Linked DNA regions of Mus musculus: region 2 is linked to region 1. The links are chromatin loops, found by intact Hi-C in ENCODE. Cell type or tissue: left cerebral cortex. All regions are shown on one strand. Each heading gives the region's core, and the rest is flanking DNA. Links, peaks and the distances in the headings are about the cores only. Region 1 holds the start of Ubxn2b (UBX domain protein 2B). Region 2 holds the start of Fam110b (family with sequence similarity 110, member B).

Region 1 (8,738 bases), core at 739-8,738:
CAGTGACTTGCCCTGGCCCTGGAAGATTCCACAGCCGTTATATAAACACATTTAAAGTACACCCTCAAGACACACAGAAGACAGCTTCCCCCTCCTTCAACTGTCTTATTCCTACTCCTCTCTCACTGTCATAGATGCACCAACCTGTGAATTTCTAAAGCAGCTGTTTCCCTAGAAATGCAAATCAATGGCTCTGACCTCCTAAGAACTGAACTCAAAAATTCTACAGACCTCTAAGTTCTTGAAATTAAAATATAATTCCATCATTTTCTCCCTTCTTTTTCCTCCCACTCCCTCCTCCCCCATGTTCACACACCCAGTTGTTGCTCTCAACTGGATCCAAATCTTGACTTAGGAACACACTGTGTAACATTGGGTGACACTGTGTAACATCATCTGGTGACACTGTGTAACACTGGGTGACACTGTGTAACATTGTGTGACACTGTGTAACATTGTGTGACACTGTGTAACATCATCTGGTGACACTGTGTAGCATTGGGTGACACTGTGTAACATTTGGTGACACTGTGTTAACATCATCTTAGTGATACTGTGTAACATCTGGTGGATTACTGAACATCCTTGAGCATAGTTACTTCTTTAAATGCCTATCAAAATTCTTCTGACAATCAGCTGAAAGATTAATGTGTGCAGAGCACAAGCCCACACCCATCCCATCAATACAGGATTTAACTGTGACACTGCTGTGTCAGTGTCCCTGTTTTCACTTTCTATGTGTCTTCCTGGCATGCTTTGCTACTCCTACCCTCCAAAACCCCACACTAAACCCAAAGCAAGCTAGGGGAGGGACCATGACTACAGTAAGCATCCAACTTACCCTCCAGAAGGCTCTTTAAAACAGTCTTCTTTGATGGATCACCTCCTGAGCCAACTGTATTATTTCAGATCTATGAATGACTTATATGCTCAATACATGTATCTCATACAGTGTTATCTGTATTCCAAACACCTGTTTCAGGGGACCTATGTAAATATGGCTTCGAATTTTCTTAAGCATCCTTTTCTAAACCCACATAATATATGCTGTCCTCCCAATGACATTTACCTTAGGTGCCAATTGTAATGGGGAATTGTCAGTGTCAACTGGACTAGGAACCTCCTCGGAGATATGCCTTTGCATGTGTTTTTGGCATTATTTCTAAAGAAAAAAACCCTTTCTTCCCTGAGCATCATGGGCTAGGGTCTTGGGCTGAAGAAAAAGGCAAAAGCTGCTATGTTTCAGCTTTCTTGATCCACACAGATATGAGGAACCTAGCTGTATGCCCTACTTCAGGAAGTCTACCATGCCTGCCCCACCAGGTTCTTTTCCTTAGCCACTATTTGATTGTTGCCAATCAAAATACTTTTCTTCTGTAAAATAAATAAAGCACCTTTGACTTTATGGAAAGTAGAAAAGGAACACTAAGAACGTGGTCCAAGCATTATTTCCCGAGACTTGAACAAGTTCTTCAGAAGGAGTTGGCACCAGTCACAGATTATGACATGGGCCCACTCATGATTATTAAATCTTTATTTTTATTTTTTATTATTTTCTTCATTTACATTTCAAATGTTATCCCAAAAGTCCCCTATACGCCCCCCACCCCCGCCCTGCTCCCCTACCCACTCACTCCCACTTCTTGGCCCTGGCATTCCTCTGTACTGGGGCATATAAAGTTTGCTAGACCAAGGGGCCTCTCTTCCCAATGATGGCCAAGTAGGCCATCTTCTGCTACATATGCAGCTAGAGATACTCTTTAAAGTGTAGATTATTAGACACAGAGACTGAGCACTCCTGAGATTATATTATTTGAAATTAAATAAAGAAGATTAATTCAAGTACCAGATAAAAGTATAATGACAAAACCAGCGCTTCCTAAGTAAGAGACATTCTTGCTCCAATTCTTCCCAAGTCAAGGACTGATATTCTTTCCAGTCTGGAAGGTAACCTGAATCTAAGTCACTGTGAAGGGCAGAAACACAGCAAGAGAGAACTAGAAGGCTCAGCCTTATGCTACATTGTAGAAAACACAGTAAAGTTAACTGTACAGACTAGCCACACCTGGGAATCTGGGAAATACATAATGCTCAAGTCCCACTCTGTACCTATTAGATATGGGTATGAGCGCTAGTGTCTGCTTTATCAAGCCTTTCCAGGGACATTATTTCACTGAGAACCAGTGATCTAGATAGCCTCAGACAAGTTTACTCCTCCCCAAATGCTAATCTGGATGGAAACACGGAATTAAGAGCAGCAATCCTGTTGATATTATTCTGGAGGAACATTGGGAAATATGCAATTAAATACCTTAAACAACTTTAAACCCTATGACGAATTGCCTGGAGGACACTACACAACAGCCTTAGAAACAGTCCAGAAGTCACAACAGAGAGACACTTCAGGAGATAACTATATAGCCCTCTTCCTAAAACCCTCCTTCCTGATGTAGAGGCTGACAGACTATTCTGAATGGCAGCTGAGATAGATTTCTGTTCAGCTGGTCATTAATTCACTGGTTTTTATCTCCTACCTGATGCTGATCTCTGCATTCTCCAAGTTCATCTTCTGAACTGCCTTTGTTTTGTTTTGTTTTGTTTTGTTTTGTTTTTTGCTTTGTTTTATTTTGTTTTTTTGTTTTTTGTTTTTTGTTTTTTTTTTGGCATTCAGTGATGCTTCAAACTATGCTTAGTTCTCCAAACAGTTATGAAGGTGTCCAAAAGGTTATATGTGGTTAAAATAGAGACTGTTCAGGACAATTAAACCTAGATTATTCATAAAACAAAATAGAATTCCTGAATGAGGCAGCTTCTAGACCCAGAGCATGTTGGGAAAACTCCAAGTGACAATAAGATGTGACTTTATGAAAACTAGCAAGCCAGACACAGAAAATACACTGCCTCACTAGTGTGCTGTTTAGTTTTATGTCAACTTGACAAAGCCAGAGATATCAGGGAAAGGGGGGCTCGATGAAAAAAAAATGCCTTCATAAGGCTGTAGGCAAGTCTTTGGAGCATTTTCTTAATTAGTGATGGATGGTGGAGGGCCACACACACTATGGGTGGTGCCAAACCGGGGCTGTGAGCCCAGGGTCCTATAAGAAAGCAGGCTGAAGAAACCTTGGGGAGCAAACCAGTACGTAGCACCCTTCATAGCCTCTGCATCGGCTCCTGCCTCCATGTTCCTGCTCTGACGTCCTGTCTGATAAGGAACTGTGAGTGGAAGCATGAGTCTTTCCTCCCCAAGCTGCTTTGGTCATGGTGTTTCATCACAGTGACAATTACTCTAAGATAACGAGCTAACTGGCTCCGGGGTCACCGGAACCAACCAGTGCTCAATTAATACCATTAGAATTCTGCATTGGCTTGGTCTGTAAAGCTGCTTTACAAGCCTGTTTCAAATCTGAGACCTTTCACAAAATTTGATAGCACACAACAGTATCCACTACTACTTCTGGATTTGATGTCCTATTTGTATCCACATTTCCCAGAGCTTCAGCACAAAGTTAGAATGGCAAACGGTCAGTACGTCTGGTTACAGAATGAAGACCTGCTATAAAAATGCTCTGTCAAGGTTTGCGAATCCAGGCTCATTTATTCTGAACTATAACCCCTAATATATGTTTAATCGTTTGAGTTTTATCAATGATTTCATGAGGAGATAGAAAAAAAAGGCTAAAATGGACAAGCAGTATTAGCATCGGACAAGTGTTTAGCTAATGCCAGCATCCTAACATTGCTGAGTTTTATTTCTGTTAAGCTGTTTTGTGAACTCTTTCAAGCGAGCTGTGACCAAAGCCTGAACTGTTTTAAGCTCTCCCCTGCAAAACCGCAGGCTTTTGGAGAAGAAAGTGCTTTTAATGTATAAATCATCAAACGTGAAAAAGCATCCAGGAGAACAAACCAGCACGCGTCATTTTTAAAGTTACTTTTTTAGTGATGGCTGATTTATCACTGGCCACAGCAACTCCCCAAATGCAGGCAGCATCAGCTGGGAGGCACCCAGATGGCTCGGCAAAATGACATTTGCTTTGTGCATCCAGCGTGAAGGGAACCCCTGTACCGCCGCCTGAGGCTAGGGCACAGGATTCCACACGCACCCCTCCGCAATGCGCCTCCAGGAGAGACCCTCCAGTTCTCCGGAGACAGGCTCAGGTGAGGTACAAAGTGGCTCTGGCCCGCGCCCGCCATGCCCACGCCCTCTCGCCCGCCGCCGCCGCGCTCCATGCCTGCGCACCTGTAAGTCCCGCGCACTTGGGGGCCGTGGCCTGGAGGACCCACGCTCCTGCTCCTCCGGCTCCGCACGGCCACCCTCCGCCATCTTTCACCCGCTTGCGGCGCCTGCCCCGGACCGCGACTTCCGGGGTTGGTTGCTTAGCGACTGTGGAAGGGGCGGAGCCACTCCGTGACTCCCACTGCCTTGGAGAGGGGGCGGAGCCGTGCCGGGTTCGTGGTGTTCCTCCGGGCTCCTTTTCCCCCCACCAGCCGGTGCGCACTCGCTGTAGGGTTCCGGTCCGCAGGGCTCGCCAGTTTTTCAGTTTTTGAGATCTCTCTATAGTCACCATTCGACTCGCTGGGAGATGCTGTAGGTTGCCTTTAGAGCGCAGCGTTGTCTTCCAAGTTCATTTAACTCAACAATGCAATATCTTAGCAGATGAACAACTCCACCTTTCATTTCCCCTTATCTGTCATTTTCCCTTATCCAGGATTGGATGGTAAATTAGTCCTTCTGAGTGGATCCGTATTGAGGATAGGAAACACGGTAAAGCTTTTGGCAATGAGAATGGAGACTCTTAAGCCATCTTCTTTTCTGCTGGGATTGACTTAACTCTCATCTTAAGTCCCAGACACTTACACCTCCAAGAATTGCCTCCCAAGAAAAAAAAAAGAAGCCTTTATGAAATTTATAAGCTAGGAAGGGAAAGAAAGATATAAGCAGGTAACAGAGTACACTTTACTTTGCAAAGAGTATTTATTACTCGCGGACTGTATGTGAATGGAGAATACTCTCTTGGTGCCTGTTGTGTGTACCATGCTAGGTGGGAGCCTACAGCCTGCTGCCTTGGCTGTTCTTTGAGTTTCGAGCACTTAAAAAAAATAAACAAAAACAAAAACTTATGAGGTAGAGAAGATGAAACTGAGAGGTCTGCAACAGACCTTTTAGAATTAAATCCACATCTTAGCTACTTTTCTTGGTTGCCCCTGGTATGTAGATACAGCCACACAGGCTTTCAGGTTTCCCACGAAGACGCTAATCACATGATTGTTTTAAAAAAAATAAAATGTGTGTCCTTTTCTCCTGAAAATTTATTTAGTTCAGTTTTATTTTCAGCTTGAGACTCAGAAGGCAAAGGATAATGGTCCCTCTCCCCAGTTCAGTTAACTCAACAGTGCTCCACTCATATTGCTGAGTATGTAATGATGTACTTGAGCGAGGCAAATGATAATTAAACTAGAAACTAGCAGTACAAGTTACCAAACCTTGCATTGCTGTCTTGATACACATTCTGCCTTAAAAATTCCCATCATGTTTTTGACAAGAAATGACCTTTTAATGTTGGGCCTTGAAGGAGAAGAACTTTTCACAGTTGTTGGGCCAGGAAAGACCACAAGTAAAAAGTCACAGATAAGTTCTAAGACAGATAATGGAAACATCTTACACATGTCAGCAAAATACTACCTGGTTGTTTAGAAATGATTTTTTTTTTTAGAAGCGATTATGAGGTGGTCAGAAAGAGCCTTAGACTAGAGTTTTGGGCTAAGTTAGATTCTGATGTGTAAGCAGCCAGGCTTATTTACTGGGCCAAGGTCACCAGATGTGGCCTTGAGTAATGAAAATCAGTCCAACTGGAGAGACCACAGCAAGACTGAGACTGTGACAATTCTTTTCAATTTTTTTATTAGATATTTTCTTCATTTATATTTCAAATGCTATCCCGAAAGTCCCTTATACCCTCCCCCCACCCTGCTCCCCTACCCACCCACTCCCACTTTTTGGCCCTGCCATCCCCCTGTACTGGGGCATATAAAGTTTGCAAGACCAAGGGGCCTTCCTAGGCCATCTTCTGCTACTAGAAGAAGATGCAGCTAGAGACACAAGCTCTGGGGGTACTGGTTAGTTCATATTGTTGTTCCACCTATAGGGTTGCAGACCCCTTCAGCTCCTTGGGTACTTTCTCTAGCTCCTGCATTGGGGCCCCTGTGTTCCATCCAATAGATGACTATGAGCATCCACTTCTGTATTTGCTAGGCACTGGTATAGTCACCAGAGACAGCTATATCAGGGTCCTTTCATCAAAATCTTGCTGGCATATGCAATAGTATCTGCGTTTGGTGGCTGATTATGGAATGGATTCCCCTGGTGGGGCAGAATCCCATTTTTCAATAGGGTTATTTGATTTTCTGGAGTCCATTTTCTTGAGTTCTTTATATATATTGGATATTAGACCCTTATCTGATTTAGGGTTGGTAAAGATCCTTTCCCAATCTGTTGGTAGCCTTTTTGTCTTACTGACAGTGTCTTTTGCCTTACAGAAGCTTTGCAATTTTATGAGGTCCCATTTGTCAATTCTTGATCTTAAAGCACAAGCCATTGCTCTTCTGTTCAGGAATTTTTCCCCTGTGCCCATATTGTGGAGGCTTTTCCCTACTTTCTCCTCTATAAGTTTCAGTGTCTCTGGTTTTATGTGGAGTTCCTTGATCCACTTAGACTTGACCTTAGTACAAGGAGATAAGAATGGATCAATTCGCATTCTTCTACATGATAACTACCAGTTGTGCCAGCACCACTTGTTGAAAATGTTGTCTTTTTTATCACTGGATGATTTTAGCTCCCTTGTCAAAGATCAAGTGACCATAGGTGTGTGGGTTCATTTCTGGGTCTTCAATTCTATTCCATTGATCTACCTGTCTGTCGTTGTACCAGTACTATATAGGGTTTGTTTGTTTGTTTGTTTGTTTCCACAATTGCTCTGTAGTACAGCTTTAGGTCAGGCATGGTGATTCCACCAGCAGTTCTTTTATCATTGAGAAAAGTTATTGCTATCCTAGGTTTTTTGTTATTCCAGGTGAATTTGCAAATTGCCCTTTCTAATTCATTCAAGAATTGAGTTGGAATTTTGATGGGGTTGAATCTGTAGATGGCTTTTGGCAAGATAGCCATTTTTACTATATTGATCCTGCCAATCCATGAGCATGGGAGATCTTTCCATCTTCTGAGATCTTCTTTGATTTCTTTCTTCAGAGACTTGAAGTTTTTATCATACAGACCTTTCACTTCCTTAGTTAGAGTCACACCAAGGTATTTTATATTATTTGTGACTACTGTGGAGGGTGTTGTTTCCCTTTAGGGTGTTTAATTCCTTTCTCAGCCTGTTTATCCTTTGTGTAGAGAAAGGCCACTGATTTGTTCGAGTTAATTTTATATCCAGCTACTTCACTGAAGCTGATTATCAGGTTTAGGAGTTCTCTGGTGGAATTTTTAGGATCACTTATATATACTATTGTATCATCTGCAAATAGTGATATTTTGACTTCTTCCTTTCCAATTTGTATCCCCTTGACCTCCTTTTGTTGTCTAATTGCTCTGGCTAGGACTTCGATTACTATATTGAATAGGTAGGGAGAAAGTGGGTAGCCTTGTCTACTCCCTGATTTTAATGGGATTGCTTCCAGCTTCTCTTCATTTACTTTGATGTTGGCTACTGGTTTGCTGTAGATTGCTTTTATTATGTTTATGTATGGGCCTCAAATTCCTGATCTTTCCAAGACTTTTATCATGAATGGGTGTTGGATTTTGTCAAATGCTTTTTCTGCATCTAACGAGATGATCACGTGGTTTTTGCCTTTGAGTTTGTTTATATAGTGGATTATGTTGATGGATTTCCGTATATTAAACCATCCCTGCATCCCTGAAATGAAGCCTACTTGATCATGATGGATGATTGTTTTGACGTGTTCTTAGATTCGGTTAGCGAGAATTTTATTGAGTAGTTTTGCATCGATATTCATAAGGGAAATTGGTCTGAAGTTCTCTATCTTTGTTGGGTCTTTATGTGGTTTCAGTATCTGAGTAACTGTGGCTTCATAGAATGAATTGGGTAGATACCTTCTGTTTCTATTTTGTGGAATAGTTTGAGAAGAACTGGAATTAGGTCTTCTTTGAAGGTCTGATAGAACTCTGCACTAAACCCATATGTCCTTGGCTTTTTTGGTTGGGAGAGTATTAAAGACTGCTTCTACTTCTTTAGGGGATATGGGACTGTTTAGGTCATTTATCTGAACCTGATTTAACTTTGGTACCTGGTATCTGTCTAGAAATTTGTCCATTTCATACAGGTTTTCCAGTTTTGTTGAGTATAGCCTTTTGTAGTAGGATCTGAGTATGTGTTTTGGATTTCCTCAGGTTTTGTTGTTATGTCTCCCTTTTCATTTCTGTTTTTGTTAATTAGGATACTGTCCCTGTGCCCTCTAGTGAGTCTGGCTAAGGGTTTATCTATCTTGTTGATTTTCTCAAAGAACCAGCTCCTGGTTTGGTTGATTCTCTGAATAGTTCTTTTTGTTTCCACTTGGTTGATTTCAGCCCTGAGTTTGATTATTTTCTGTCATCTAGTCCTCTTGGGTGAATTTGCTTCCTATTGTTCTAGAGCTTTTAGGTGTGCAGTCAAGCTGCTAGTGTATGCTCTCTCTAGTTTCTTTTTGGAGGCACTCACAGCTATGAGTTTTCCCTTTAGGAATGC
Region 2 (8,776 bases), core at 1-8,000, 550 kb after region 1:
GCTAAATGGCAGTTCCTCTAGAACTAGGGGGCTCTCCTTTGGATGTGCATCCAAATCATTTGCAATTTTAAAGTCAGTGCAGGAAAAAAAAAAAAAAGTCCAATGCACGCACTCATGTACACACACACACACACACACACACTTTCTTTTTTACTGTTAACGCTAGAAAAAAAGCAATTTGTTTGGCTACTAAGCTTTAAAAGTGTGCGAGTAAGTGTGTGTGTGTGTGTGTGTGTGTGTGTGTTTGTGCTCTCACGAGCGCGCGTGCGCGCACACACACACATGCGCACATGTTCTTGAGAGCACTCTAGGGGCAGAGGGAAGGGAGGGGCGGTTAAGGTTCATAAACACCAGGTCCTTATGTAGTCTCTCCTATTGTGACAACTTTATCACATGAAAAAGATTAAAATTCTACCCAGTCCCCCATCATACACATGGAGAAACCAAAGGTGTCAAAATAAGGAATGCGTGGTGCATGTTTATTAATATCACTTTGCAAAATAATCATTAAGAAACCCACCCAAGCTGTCTACAAATAAGATAAGAAAGGACTGTGGAGTAGAAAGGTTGATTCTCATCTTATTGCTGCCATCACTGCTGTGGACAAGGAGAAGAGACACTCCGCAGCCATCACGCAGTACTTTCATGGTCATCAACAGGTTTGAGAATTCTCATTGCCCAGAATCACAGTTCCATCAGGTTTTGGGGACAGCAGTGTGCCTGAGTCACCGGCTCTTTTCAGGGTTTCTCAAGCCCTACTTGTTTGCCTTCCTACTCGTATTTGTAGGGGAGTCAACTGAGAAACACAGCCCATCTTTGTTTTTGAAAGATTAAGTTGAGGCTCTGCCTCAACTGTGGAACAAAACACACACACACACACACACACACATGCGCGCTCACAGTCCTGCCTCCCACATGAAAGGGATCACAGTAAGCAAGCTCATCGGTGGACAGAGAGTATGTCACAAGGCCAAGTGTAGAGCTGGGCTGTCAGGAGCAAAAACCCCAAACAGACCCAACATGATTCACAGCCTCAAGGTCTAAACCGTCTCTATCAGCCTTTTATCTAATTCAAAGACATTCAGCTGCCATCCTTCTCAACACTCGAAACAAGTAATCTTTGCCACACATTAAAAGACTATTCAGGAAAAGGAAAAAAAAACTCGATTTCTCCTACTTTTGGACTGATGATCAAGCACTACCCAGAAAATCCAAATCCGATCACTGAGTGATGAGATTTTTCTGATACCAAACCCCTGAAGAAGCGATCAGTCAGCTCCAGCAGCTACGAGGCTGCAAAGCTTTTCCTCTCTGGGCAGTAGAAAAGCCAGCCTCTGGTACTTACATCTTGCTATTTATTAGCTATGCCTCAGTCAAGTCACTAAATTCACCCACAGAAAGCAGATAACAAAACTATTGTTTGTTAGAGGAGTAAGAGGAAGCCTAGAGATATGCTGCTCACAGGACTGGCCTTCACAGGTAAGCGACTGGGAGCCAGAAAACCTTTAACTGAGTGGACTAATTTACTTCCTAGCCGGGGTACGCAGCCAGCATAGAATAAATTCAGCATCTTCACCTTGAATATCAATTCTCATTGTAACCTGCCAGGAGCCAGAAAAATGATAAGAGGTGACCAAAAAAAGCAGAGGGGAGCAGGGCCTTCCCAAATAAATTCAAGAGGGGAGTAGGTCCCACGCCCTTTGTTGCTCTGAACTGCAAGTCCATGCTAGAAAAAGAAAAAGTCCACGTTAGCTGCAGAGGCTCTTGGCTTAGCCTAGGTTAGTCCAAAGTCCACCTAACTCTAATGAAGAACAATAAAAGTGAGAAGTGCAGCTAATAATTTTTATAAGCATTATACACTTAGCATCTAGAACATTATTGGACTCTAAAAAAAAGATTCTCCAGGTAAATGCTTGCCAAACGTTAAAAATGCAAAGAGAAAACTTAAGAAACCATGTCATTCTTAACACTTGTGCAGGCTGCTGTCTGTCCCTCCGGTTGTTTTCACACCTGGCCAGCACTAGTGCAGATTAATGCTGGATGTTCCTTAAGCATACCTATGCCCTGGCTGAGCTGCCAGAGTTCCCCACAGCACCACCTACTGTTGATGGGCTATACCTACAGCAGCTCACCTCATACAAAGCCTGTCTGTAGCTAAACACTTAAGGAAAAAGATTTCCACTTAAAATCCAATAGTCGGGACAGAGGGTAAACTGATAGCTGAGTGACTAAAATATAAAATATCTAAGCTGCAAGTGTCATCTTTTTGTTACTGAAAAGGGCGAGTAGGTAATTTTATTTGTTTTCTCAACCATTTAGTCTAGAGGTATCGAACCCAAGGCTTTAAAGCTAGAGTTATGATGTGCTATGAGGGGGTGATCACACAGCAAATGCATTCATCTTTCATTAATGGCAAGCATAGACGGTGAGTTTTCCAACTAGAAACTGAGAGTAGTATTCTAAACCTAAGGAGGAGGGCGATTTGAAGATGAGGTTCACAGCAGAGATTTTCCTTCTGGTTAAGCCCTTCATGGACAACCAAGTCTTATTACAAAACTCGCCAGGCCATGATTGAATTCAGACTCATAGACCAGACAAATACCAAATTCCCCATTCCCAGCCATTGAGGATACACAGAGCCAGCAGCTTGTCAGTCTCCCGCAAACAACCCAACCTCAATTCTGATCTAAAATTAAATCACTGACTCAAAATAGATCATGCTTTGAAAGATCTGGGATAAAAACAAACAAAGGACCCACCCCACCCCCACCCCCCCAAACAGCAAAAACATAGGTTGAAAATAAAAACAAAAATAAAAAATCTAACATTTCTCTAGAACCATCTTCCATGCCCTATGGTAAGGCCTTTGCAGATTTTCAGGTTCAAAAGGTAATGCTGTCCCTGTGTTCAATTCGTGATTTTTAAGTGACTAATGAAGAGATGTCACAGATTATATGTAATGGGGTAAATCAATGGCACGTTACCATCAACATGCCTGCCCTTATCTTAAAATAACTGCTTAATAAATGCTTCATTTGAATGACCAGGTCTCAATACCACAAAGTGAATACAAATACAACAGTAATAATAATGATGATAATAATAACAACAATAATAAACGATGCTAATAATAACATCAACAGCACAGGTGCTTTCGCATGACTTAGATGGTGGAAGCTAAATAACTCTTTCACACCAAGAGAGGAAATGAAAATGGAAGTCATATTATTCATACAGAAAAAAATGCTGATTCTGCTATCATATTCCTCTCTGCAAAAATAGACTCGGCAGTCCTCACAAGCCAGCCATGCACTGTTGTCACAGATGTGCGCCAGATTTGCACAGGACATAACTTGGCTGTGGGGGGAAACCTGAATCTTAGGCAAGAAAGAATGCCTGTTCTTTCTTGGAAGAGAATGTGGTGACTGTCAATAAATCTGAATAGCAACTTTAAAGGGTCAAAAAAGCTGGGAGTCCGGTGGTTTTATTCCCACTTTGGGAAGTAATAAGGCAAAGTTATCCCCTCTTCCTTCTTTGCTGGCCACCACGGAAAGACTTGTCACCATCAGGCTCCTTGCTATAACAAAAGGAGGGCAGCACAGACACCAGCTTCTCACAGCCTAGCATTGTCGCCAAGTTCTGAGCACCGCTAAGTGACAGGGGCACGAGTGAGCCAGGACCAATTTTATTCTATTTCCAACCCTCATGCTTTCAAAGAAAACAGACAACCGAGCTGTGGGAGGACTGGAGGGAGGAGGCGGTGGGGGCAAACAAACTTTCAGAGCCCCGGGATCTGCATTCCCGCAGGAACTGACAGCACAGTGACGCGCCCACGGGATGACCTGGGTGGGGATGCAGCACGGAGTGGGGCTGGGGGCCGCCGCGTCCTCGCCCACCTTCTCCCCAGCAGTCAGCGCTCCTTCCGAGCCTGGGCCTCATCCCCGGCCCGGGGCGTGCAGCCGAGCGCAGGGCGGACAGCGGGCCAGGCTCCTCGGTGCCCAGGCCCGGCCGGAGCGGGACCCTGAGAGGTACTCCCCACCCGCCAGCGCCCCCGTTTACCTTGGCCGCACTCCGGCCCCTGCAAGGCGGCCAGGCCAGGCACCAGGCTCGGGAGACCGCGAGGAGGAGCTTGGGCCCGGCGATGCACTGCAGGCCGGGATGAAGTGGCCGCCGGGTCCTCGCCGCCGGCTCGGAATGGACCGGGTTAGCCGAACCGGCCCGGATCGGGCGGCAACGGAGGGCTGAGCTGACCGGGGCCGCGTTTGCTCCTCCGCACCGAAGGGGCGGGCTCAGGCAGGCTCCGCAGGAGAGCGAGGGAGGGAACTTGGAGCCAGTTGCTGCGGCCCAGAGCGCGTGTCTCTGCGCAGCCGGCACGCCCCCAGAGCGCCCCGCCCCCAGCCTACCTTCCCGCCCCACCCCCTCCGCACCCGCACTCTTCCTCCTTCTCCTCCACCCCGCCCACCTGCGCCTTGGCCCCACCCCCATCAGCCCCACGCCCACCCTGTGCCCTACTCCCCCACTGCTCCTAAGCCTTGATGCTCTGGGATGTGACTCTTCCACCCCAGGACAGTGCACATCAGGCTGTGCTGGTTCCTAGAACATGTGGGCAGATGTGATGAGCTTTTCTGATAGCCCCTTCTTGAAGATCTTGCCAAGTCTCCTACCTCACATGTGGTTAGTAATAGGGTTTTCTCCGTGGGCAGGAAGCATTTTAGAAAGACTAAGTATGTTCTAAATGAGTTTTGCTAGTGGGAAGTCTAAAAATTAAAATGCACGTATATCAAAATAACCGAATTTAAAGGAGATTAGGGGAATCACAATATATATTCCTTGCCCCTCCCCCCCAAAAAAAATCTATCAAGCAAAATTTCTCTATTTTTAACCCTTAGTACTATGAAATGTAATGGCATTTGTATGAGTTTTGCGGAAAGGCCATCTATACATATTTAAATTATGCAACTTTTGATTCCCTGTAGTTCAGAAATTATCAACTAAAAATCAGATAGCTACAACAAATCTCTGGCTATTTGCAAGAGTATTGTGTTAGCATGTGATGTAATGCTGGGCTTTGAGTGAAGGTTGGCATGCAAACAGGGTCCTTGTCAGCCTCTATGCCTACTCCAAAATCCCTGTCGGTGGACTGAAGCTATTTGTCATCATTATTATAGCAAACGCAGCCAGTTTCCAGCCCAAACAGACCCCACCTCTGCACTTGCTTGTTCCATTCCTTCTTTTAAGCCTTGCCACTTCCCCACTGTGTGTGACTGAGATGCAAACTTCCATTTGAGTGTCCCGGACAGCCAAGTAAAGAATATCTTTACTCTGGAAATAGAGATGGGAGGAAGGAGGTCATGACCTACGCAGGAAGTATCAAGGTTCTTTCTCCTAAATATGTCCTGTAAGCCTGCAGCAGCAGAGTGTGCCCCACCAGAGAACAAAGGCAAGCCAGAAGGAAACCTTCACTAGCAGGGGAGCCAGGAAAACTCATGTCTCAACTAACGAATCTGCAAAGTGAACTGCACAGCATCAGCAAAGTGAACTGCACAGCATCAGCATGGGGCTTCAGAGGACATGTCCCGCTGAACTGCCTTCTTGCTCTTTCAGTTTTCCAATGGGCTCCGGTTCAAAATGTTGACTTATAAAATCATAAAAGATTACCCTGGGCTTTGGAAATCAGAAACACAACCAGTAGCTTCTAGCTTTTGTGTTGATCAAACCACGTAATTTCTTGATAATGAAGTACAGGTCAAGAAGTCACTTAAGGCCTTTATTTCAGGGCAAAGGCAAGTGTATCTCTGTGAATTTGAGGCCGGCCTGGTCTATGGAGTGAGTTCCAGAACAAGCAGGGCTACACAGAGAAACCCTGTCTCAAAACAAAACAAAACAACAACAACAAAACCCTGGGTTTTAATGGTATTAAAGGATCTCATTGAGGGTGTTACTTTTCAATATAAAATCATATTATACTCCAAACCCAATAAGAGATGTGTTCACAGAACAAGAGTAAAACAATAGTGTCTAAACCAGAATCTCCTAGTACATTTTCTGTCTTAGCTGTTAGTACAATAAGTGTACTTTTACAACTCCCCATTGTCTGCTAATCTAGGATCAGTCTTTTCAAGACAAAATCTGAAGGGCTACCGTAGTCTTCTGGAAATTCACCACACTAATGTTTTTTGGTTTTTGTTTTAGTTTTTTTTTTTTTAATTAGAATTTTCCTGTGCTTAGAGTATTGTTCCAAAGAAATGGGCCATTGGCCTGTGCATGGAATTCATTTGTCTCACAAAGATTTTTGTCTCAGAAAGTATATAACAATGTTTGATTGGTTCTGAAACAAGCATCTGTAGATAGAGTTTTTCAGTATTAGCCACAGTCTCTGATTGCTTGACTTATTTCGTTGGGAGAACGATATGATATCTACAAGAGAGGAGACAGAGAGCTCAGCGGTGCTATTGACGCAGGGAAGAACCTAGTCTTTCTGTCACTGGTGACATTTCAGGAATATACAAACCTGTGAACTGAAGAGCAATCTACTGTAAAGAGATGTGCTGCCAACTGGAGAGACAAGGAAGAAATCATGGCTCAGCAGCTTGGAAGCAATGGGAAGGAAAAGATCCTTGGTATCCAGGCGCAGACTCCAGCAGCATCTGGACAAATGTTGATGATACTCCAGGGAGAATCTCACCAAAGGGGAAGAGTTCCCCAGCACCCTCAGCCAGGGTTTCAGTACAGTCTATTTCTTTGTTCTCTTTTAGTTAGGTCAGGGTCACACAGGTCCACTTGTCCAGAACTCCCCCAAAAAAATCACAGCATAATAGAGTGCTTTCTGGCAGGGTGCAGAGTTATCCGGAGAGCTCCCCATAGCATGGCGTCTCCAGAATGGGGAGCAGGAGACAAGCATGAGGACTTTTTGTTTTTGTTGTTAACTCCTCCCAAGAGTTTCTGATGGTTGTTAAAGGTTAACTTGTGCTCTTCATTCTACGGGGAAATCCTTGAGAGATCCTCATCCAAACGTCTATGGGTTTGAGTTGTATATAAAGTTAAAGTAATTGGTTGAACAAACTCCATTTGTCTTTTCCCTTCAACAATCAATCTGAAGGTATAGAAAAAGCAGGGAGGACTGTGCTTCAGGGGCGGGGGGATGGGTTAGAAACAGTAGGCAGCAAGAGAAAGGGCAGCGCTGGTGAGAGAGAGAGAAAGGCCTTGTCAGTTGTTGCACTGTGGTCAGTTTTCCATCAGTAACAGCCTGGGTTTATCTATTGCCGCTGGTCTCATAGTTTACCTTGCGCTCCTGCACAAGCTCAGGGTGCTGATGGGTGCTCATAGACAACAACCAGGACCTACCTCGCTAAACTCCAGTAGCTTCCGAGATACTTAGTCTCTTAGGGCAGTTGCATGCTTCATTTTTAGTTAACACGGGCCACTAACCATAAATATTATGATGAACATTCCATGAAGATATTGAGGACAAGGAAAAATAAGAGACATACCCAAGGTTAGAGTTAGCAATTACAAGATTTATCAGCTGATCCTTCTGACCTGTAGTCCATATATCTTCTACTCTAAATCAAACATGCTCGCAGGTCCCACAAATCATCTGTCCAGTGGGCCAGGCTAACCACAAGAGGCCACTGGAATGTAAATGAATTGAAGTTTCAACACTTCTAAATCCCTTGCATTTAATTCTGATTCACTGAATAAAACTTTTTAATTTTAAACGTCAATGACTTAAATTTTTCTTCGCCACAGTAGATTCTTTTTTCAAGTATTCACTAACAACATGTGGCTGATGGCTGCCCTGCTGGCTGGCCCAAATTAAGACAAAAGCATTTTCATTCCCTTTCATACAGTTGTCTGTGTCGTCAGGTAAGGCAAAGTTTTCTATGATTCAATTATCTGAGTATGTTTTTCCAGTCCATGTATGCTAACTGTTGTGTCCTAAAGGAATAATCTGTTTCCGCACCTACTTTCATCCGCAAGGCATGCTAGACTAAGAATCAAAGGAAGACAGACAGGCTGGGAAGTCACTCTTCAGGGACACATATGGCATACCATGAGGCCTCTGCTTCCAGACCTCCCCACTGGCACCTTCTTGCAAATACCTGCCTGGCACTGAAAAAAATTATGTTCCTTGTAAATCTTTTGCCCCCAATTCTGCTTCCATGCATTCATATGCTTTCCCTATGGATGGTCCTTTTCTAAATCCATGCCTCAGAACACAGCTGGTGTCATGGGGGACTTGATCCCTGATCTTCACTGTTACCCAGGCCATTGTTAGGTCATCAAGTTTAATGTACATTAAATAGCATAGTATTTGCATATAACCTGTGAATAGTCTCCTGTAAATGTGAGCTCTTATCTGGCCTGTTTGTAATACCTAGTGCTCAGAGAATAATTGCTGTATTCTATGGCTTAAGTACTGTTCTCTGAGTCATTTGTAGCCCTTTGTAAATGGCTGTTATGCTACATTGCTGAAGGAATGGTAGAAAGGAGAAAGGTTTGTATATGTGTCACACAGACACAATAATTTCTGAATATTTGTGATTCATGGTTGGTTTAATCCCTTGGATATGGGGGCACTGACTTTCGGCTTCAGAAATTTAACATTCAGTTTCCACCTTCTGTACCTCCCTTCAGAGCATTGTATTTCTCTAGCTTTCTCCTAGAAGAGTTTACTCAAAGAGCAGCACTGAGCTGTTTGTAACTAATCTAATATACACCTAGAAATGGAAGCTTGCATTTTGACACTTTTATAGAAACTTGACATTACCTGACA

What was found. Peaks named below come from ENCODE experiments on the same cell type or tissue, not always from the same donor. Only the 100,000 strongest peaks of a DNase experiment are listed, where the experiment ranks them.
Region 2: a loop joins it to region 1, with 2.5 times the contacts of the local background. A loop is called at or near these places in 6 of 42 quality-filtered maps.

Annotation. Positions count from the first base shown.
Region 1 is chr4:6,186,713-6,195,450 of GRCm38, reverse strand. Ubxn2b (UBX domain protein 2B) reads right to left here and starts at 4,346. Exons shown (of 8, transcript NM_026534.2): 1 at 4,238-4,346. The coding sequence starts at 4,321. In left cerebral cortex, for the core only: a CTCF peak has its summit at 4,213; DNase peaks (open chromatin) are centred at 4,425 and 5,053; H3K4me3 peaks cover 2,101 bases; H3K27ac peaks cover 1,491 bases.
Region 2 is chr4:5,639,694-5,648,469 of GRCm38, reverse strand. Fam110b (family with sequence similarity 110, member B) reads right to left here and starts at 4,380. Exons shown (of 3, transcript NM_173426.3): 1 at 4,060-4,380. 4930423M02Rik (RIKEN cDNA 4930423M02 gene) reads right to left here. Exons shown (of 5, transcript NR_038183.1): 4 at 6,512-7,180; 5 at 6,186-6,417. In left cerebral cortex, for the core only: a CTCF peak has its summit at 2,103 (motif pointing left); DNase peaks (open chromatin) are centred at 3,370, 3,613, 4,240, 4,640 and 2 more places; H3K4me3 peaks cover 2,254 bases; H3K27ac peaks cover 1,497 bases.